Linked DNA regions of Homo sapiens: region 1 is linked to region 2. Evidence: chromatin loops called from intact Hi-C (ENCODE). Cell type or tissue: K562. All regions are shown on one strand.

Region 1 (2,500 bases), 210 kb after region 2:
GTGAAGAATGTCAATGGTAGTTTAATGGGAATAGCATTAAATCTATAAATTGCTCTGGGCAATATGGCCATTTTCACAATATTGATGCTTCCTATCCATGAGCATAGAATGTTTTTCCATTTGTTTGTGTCTCTGATTTCTTTGAGCAGTGGTTTATAGTTCTCCTTGAAGAGGTCCTTCACTTCCCTTGTTAATTGTATTCCTAGGTATTTTATTCTTTTTGTAGCAATTGTGAATGAGAGTTCATTCATGATTTGGTTCTTGGTTTGCCTGTTGTTTGTGTATAGAAATGCTAGCGATTTTCGCACATTGATTTTGTATGCTGAGACTTTGCTGAAGTTGCTTACCAGCCCAGGGCACAGGGCTTGGAAGGTCTGTAGTCAAGCAGGGTTATTCCAAGTGGTGCATCTATGGAGGTACCACCCCAGAACGGAGAGACAAGTTTTCATAGAAAGAAAAATCACTCACTAGGTGTGAAGCTGGGACAAGCACAAAACTAGAGAATGGGCAAGGATTAGGGAAGCAAGAGGTCCAAACAGGACACAGTGCTAATGCTGCAAAGAATGAGAATTCATTTGTTAAAAACAGATATATTCTAATATTGTTGCTATCGTTGATTATGTAAGCATGTTAAGAATATGTTAAAGCATGTTAAGTCCCTAGGCTTCTCAAATCCTCTTCCTCTCCCTTTACTGTTATATAACATAATCAGACTGGACATGGGCTCATGAGAGGGATGTAGGTCTCAGTTCAATTCGATAAATATTTATGGTACATCAGACACTTTGCAAAGAGCTAGGATACAGAGTTCCTTGACTTCAAGAAACAAACAGATACTCCTTTCCTTCAAAAATAGGAAAAATGCATCCCTGCCTTCAAAAAGCAAGTAGTCTCTTCAAAAAATGCTTGAATAATTTCAGTACAGAGGGCTAAGTGTTTAACACAGTGTCTGATAACAAATACCCAATGCATATCTGTTGAAGGCATGAACGAATGATAGAAGTACACCTCCAGTGGTACATGAGTATAGCGCAGAAATGAGTACAGTCTAAGGTAGGACATGATTGAAAGAAAAATCAATTCAGTAAAAAAAATTAATAAATGTGAAATGAAGTGATATGTTTTAGACCACTTTGGATTTTACGAAATACTTGTACATGGAATGTCTCATTTATACTCACACCAACAAATAAGGAAGGTAGAATCCCTCCTCATTTTTCATATAAGTCAATAGAAAAGTAGGAAACAGGCCAAGGTCACCCAGCTAATGAAAGTCAGAGCTGGTACTTAAACCCATTTCTTGCAACTCTAAAGTTTGTGTATTTTACAGAAGCCCATGCTGCCACCAAGAGTCGACAAGTCTCAGATCTCTACTTGGAACCTTGCATTCAAAATGTACTTCCACTACCATTTTCTAAGGTGTCTACCATTGACTAAGGTGTCATTTCGGCTTCCAAAATGGGAAGGTGGGGAATCTTATGAAATTTCTGGAGCCATCACCTTGACTCTCTTTTCCTGGCCCCAGCAGATAGAAAAACAAATGGTGAAAAGGAAAATGATAATAGTAGTAAAATGATAGTATTAATAAAGTAGTAGATATACTCTTTAACAAAAATGCATTAAATGAATGCAAATCATTTAACAAATCATCAGTCATAATCACAGGAAGGTATTGTTAGCATAATGTTTGAGGGAACAATAAAATCATACATATATACCATTTTCAGGTACAGCATCATCAATTTAACTTTGTGAGAAATTGAGCTACTTTTTGCAGTTCTCCGAGCATTGAGTCCTTGCATGTAAATGAGAAATAACTTGGGCTACTAATGAGAACTCTGAACATAAAGGCAGCACCAAAGCATGGTGCTGCATGAATGAAATGGCTATTTACATTTGTTTAATTGTCTAGTTAATTAGGGGACCATAAAATCAGAATGGGCTTGAGAGTTAAAGGGATAGCAGAGAAAATGCAACTGATAGTCTTCTGCTCCTTATCAAATCAAGATTCGCCTGTAAATAATTGCTCCCTGGAAGTTTGCTTCCTATTGCATACCTTGTCAAATCTAAAGGGATCTGCTCAGCATCCTAAAAGCCTCCAAGACCTCATTCCTCCGTGGTGGGCAGTAGAAAGAGCAGTGTGCTAGAAGTGTGAACCCAGAGGTCTCACTCCATCTTGGAAAAGCCTCCACCCTTCCTCCTCCTCTCCCATGTCAGTCCTCCCCAGGGACCCCACCCATGGGCTTCCAGCCAGAGTCATGGATCACCCCATCCTGCCCACTCTACTTCCTTCACACAGCCACATCCATCTGCTCCTTTGCAGCACAGGTCAGGGCTCACCTTCCACCTGGGCTGTGGCTACCACCTAGTCAGCCTACCTGTCTCCAGCCTCCCTCTGTACTGCAAGGTAATCCTCTAAGACACAAATCAGATCAAGTCACTCTCACAATGGAAACTCTTTACTGTTTCTCACAACCTTAGAGTAACCGAAGATGAGAAT
Region 2 (2,500 bases):
TCTTTTGAGGGAGTGTTTACGTTTAAGTGTTACATATAAGTGTTTTACAAAATCCTAAGACCGTGTGCCACATCACCAAGGCCCCTCTGCCTTGGAAGAGGCCAGGAGCGTGGTGAGGTACCCTGAAGCTCAAGCACCACTGGCCTCACGGCAAACCTGCTGTGTCCAGGCCCACATCTCATCCTCCCTGGCATCCGGCTCGCAGAAGACATTCTGAGCCCGTGTACCAATGAATGAAAGATTAAGTAATTCATCCACAAACACAGATCCAAGTAGGAGTAAGGCATTTCTTAACCTTAGACTTAAAAGATGATTTGATTCCTTCTGTTTAGATAACAAGGGCTTTTTTTTCCTTTGAGGTCTGACCTCACTTACTATTTTTGCCTGAGTCCCTGCAGTGGGACTGGGACGGACACACAGGCTGTGATGACAGGGTCTAAACACACAGGAGCCGGGGAAGCTGGTCATCTGGTCTTTGCAACCAGTTTAGAAAAATCCCCCAAGAAATTTGTGTTTCATTTCAAAGTTAAACCACTAAAGAATCAAAGAAGGGAGCTGAAATGCAAATTTAGGGCTCATTTTAACTTTAGGAGGATTTAAGGTCTTTGTCTCAGTGCCAAAAGCTTTCTCTTTGTGGAGAATCCAAGTCATTAGGTTGCCCTGGCATTTGCTGGGGTTTACAATAAAATAGTTAGAGGCTTTTTCACAGTCACCCAGCATTAGGAGACGTGTTGTGTGGCACGTCATGCCTCTCATACCACAAGGAATTCTGGAACCACTCCTCCCCTTCCTTCCTGCTGTCACTGCCCTGGTTTGGCCTCAGAAGCGGGTCTGAGATGAACAAAGAGGCACTGGATGTGAGATCACACCGACCTAAGTCCCTCTCTGACTGGCCCTGACGTACCAGCTGCGTCATTGAAACTTCTCTGAGCCTCTATTTATTTATAAGATCCCAGCATTCAGTAGCTGCCACCATCTTGGCATCTTCCCATACCCTGGGTACAATTTCAAGCTCCTTTTGTATGAAACAGGAATCCCAATTTTTCATCTCAGGTAGCTGAAGAGTGACATCTGAAGTGTCACTTAGAATCACTACCCTGGCTTCTATCTTCAGCTGCAGAGAAGACTGTGCTACCAAGAGGATAAATATGAAAGGGTCTCTCTCACCAGCCTGAAAACAGCCGGAAGGTACAGTCATGTGCCATGAAGGGCTCAATGGAGGTGGCTGGGTCATGCCAGGGTATGCAATTAGGAGCTGGAAACCATACAAAGATAAACTGAACAGGTCAGATGGTAAAATCAAGAGATGATGTACGAGATAGGAAACTATCTTCTGGTAGTCTCATGCCTCCCTAGGGAAGCATGAGACCTGTTTCGCCTCTAGGGAACCAGCAACTCATTACTGAATCACTAAAATGTTGTTGACGAACTCCTCAAGCCCCAGAAGGAAATGAGCTTATGTCCTTGCCCGTGTCTCCCTTTCATGCCTCTGAACCTCCTCCCCAGGCAGTTGATGAAATGGTCATTTGTACAGGGGTCACTGTGAGTTCAGAGCAGCCTGCAGTTCTCCAATTCACAGCAATAAGAGCTGGATGTGTTTCAATTAGGTTCACAAGACTATGAAGTCATCCTGGATCCCAATCAGCTGATTAAAAATAATCACATTGCATTTTCAGAGAACTTGAGTATTTTGAGGATAGGAAAGAGTCTAATTATTTTTCTATATGATTGCCTCATTCTAACTATTCCACAGTGGCAATGGAAACTAATGTTTTCCAGCACCTCCCATTGACTAGGCCCCTTGCTAGTTGTTTTTCCTGTGTTACTTCCTCTTATCCTGACATCAAACCTTGAAGGCAGAATCATCATCTCCATTTTAGAGATAAAGAGACTGCAATTTAACATGCAAAGCTTAAGGTGACTTCCCTACACCTGTACAGTCAGGACAGTCTGGTTCTAATCTTGGAACTTAATCTGTTCAACTCCGAATCGGATCCAGCCAGGGCCTAAAGTTCACCTTCTTCTCTCTGGGCCCCCTGTGGCCTTCTTTCCTTCGGATCTGACTTTCCCAGAGACCACGTGAAGTGGTCAGGCAGAGCTCGTGCAGCTCCAGTCCAGGCTGAGAAGAGCACAGGCTGAGTAGTGGCTGTCATCATGTTCAGGCTAGGCTGGTTCAGCTTGATCAATGTCAACAGGATTTCCAAAGTCAGAAGTGCCCTAGGCACCAGGTGAATTGACATGGTTCAGCTCTTCAGAAGATAGCTGTGCTCTCATTTTGCTCAGGGCCAGTATGCTGCTATTACTGCGTTAATTTCCTGCTGGCTCTATTTTCCTATCCACCTTGCAGTTTTAGAATATGTCCCTCAAAAGAAATAGACACAAGTGTTCTCAGATTCTCAGTAAAATCTCACCTTGGGGTTTCAGCTTTCCAGGATGGCGCCGCTCACACCATTCCTTCTCCTGGAATGCCTGTTCAGTCATCTGCTTTTCCACCTGACGT

The links. A loop is a pair of places that touch in the nucleus more often than their neighbours do. Peaks named below come from ENCODE experiments on the same cell type or tissue, not always from the same donor. Only the 100,000 strongest peaks of a DNase experiment are listed, where the experiment ranks them.
Region 1: a loop joins it to region 2, with 3 times the contacts of the local background. A loop is called at or near these places in 2 of 110 quality-filtered maps.

The regions. Positions count from the first base shown.
Region 1 is chr2:11,957,470-11,959,969 of GRCh38, reverse strand. No RefSeq gene overlaps it. Among named protein-coding and RNA genes, the nearest start is that of MIR3681HG, 48 kb to the left of the region's middle. In K562, a CTCF peak has its summit at 1,352; no DNase peak of the experiment used is centred here.
Region 2 is chr2:12,168,202-12,170,701 of GRCh38, reverse strand. All of the region lies in intron 3 of MIR3681HG (MIR3681 host gene), which reads right to left. Among named protein-coding and RNA genes, the nearest start is that of MIR3681, 30 kb to the left of the region's middle. In K562, no CTCF peak of the experiment used is centred here; a DNase peak (open chromatin) is centred at 1,501.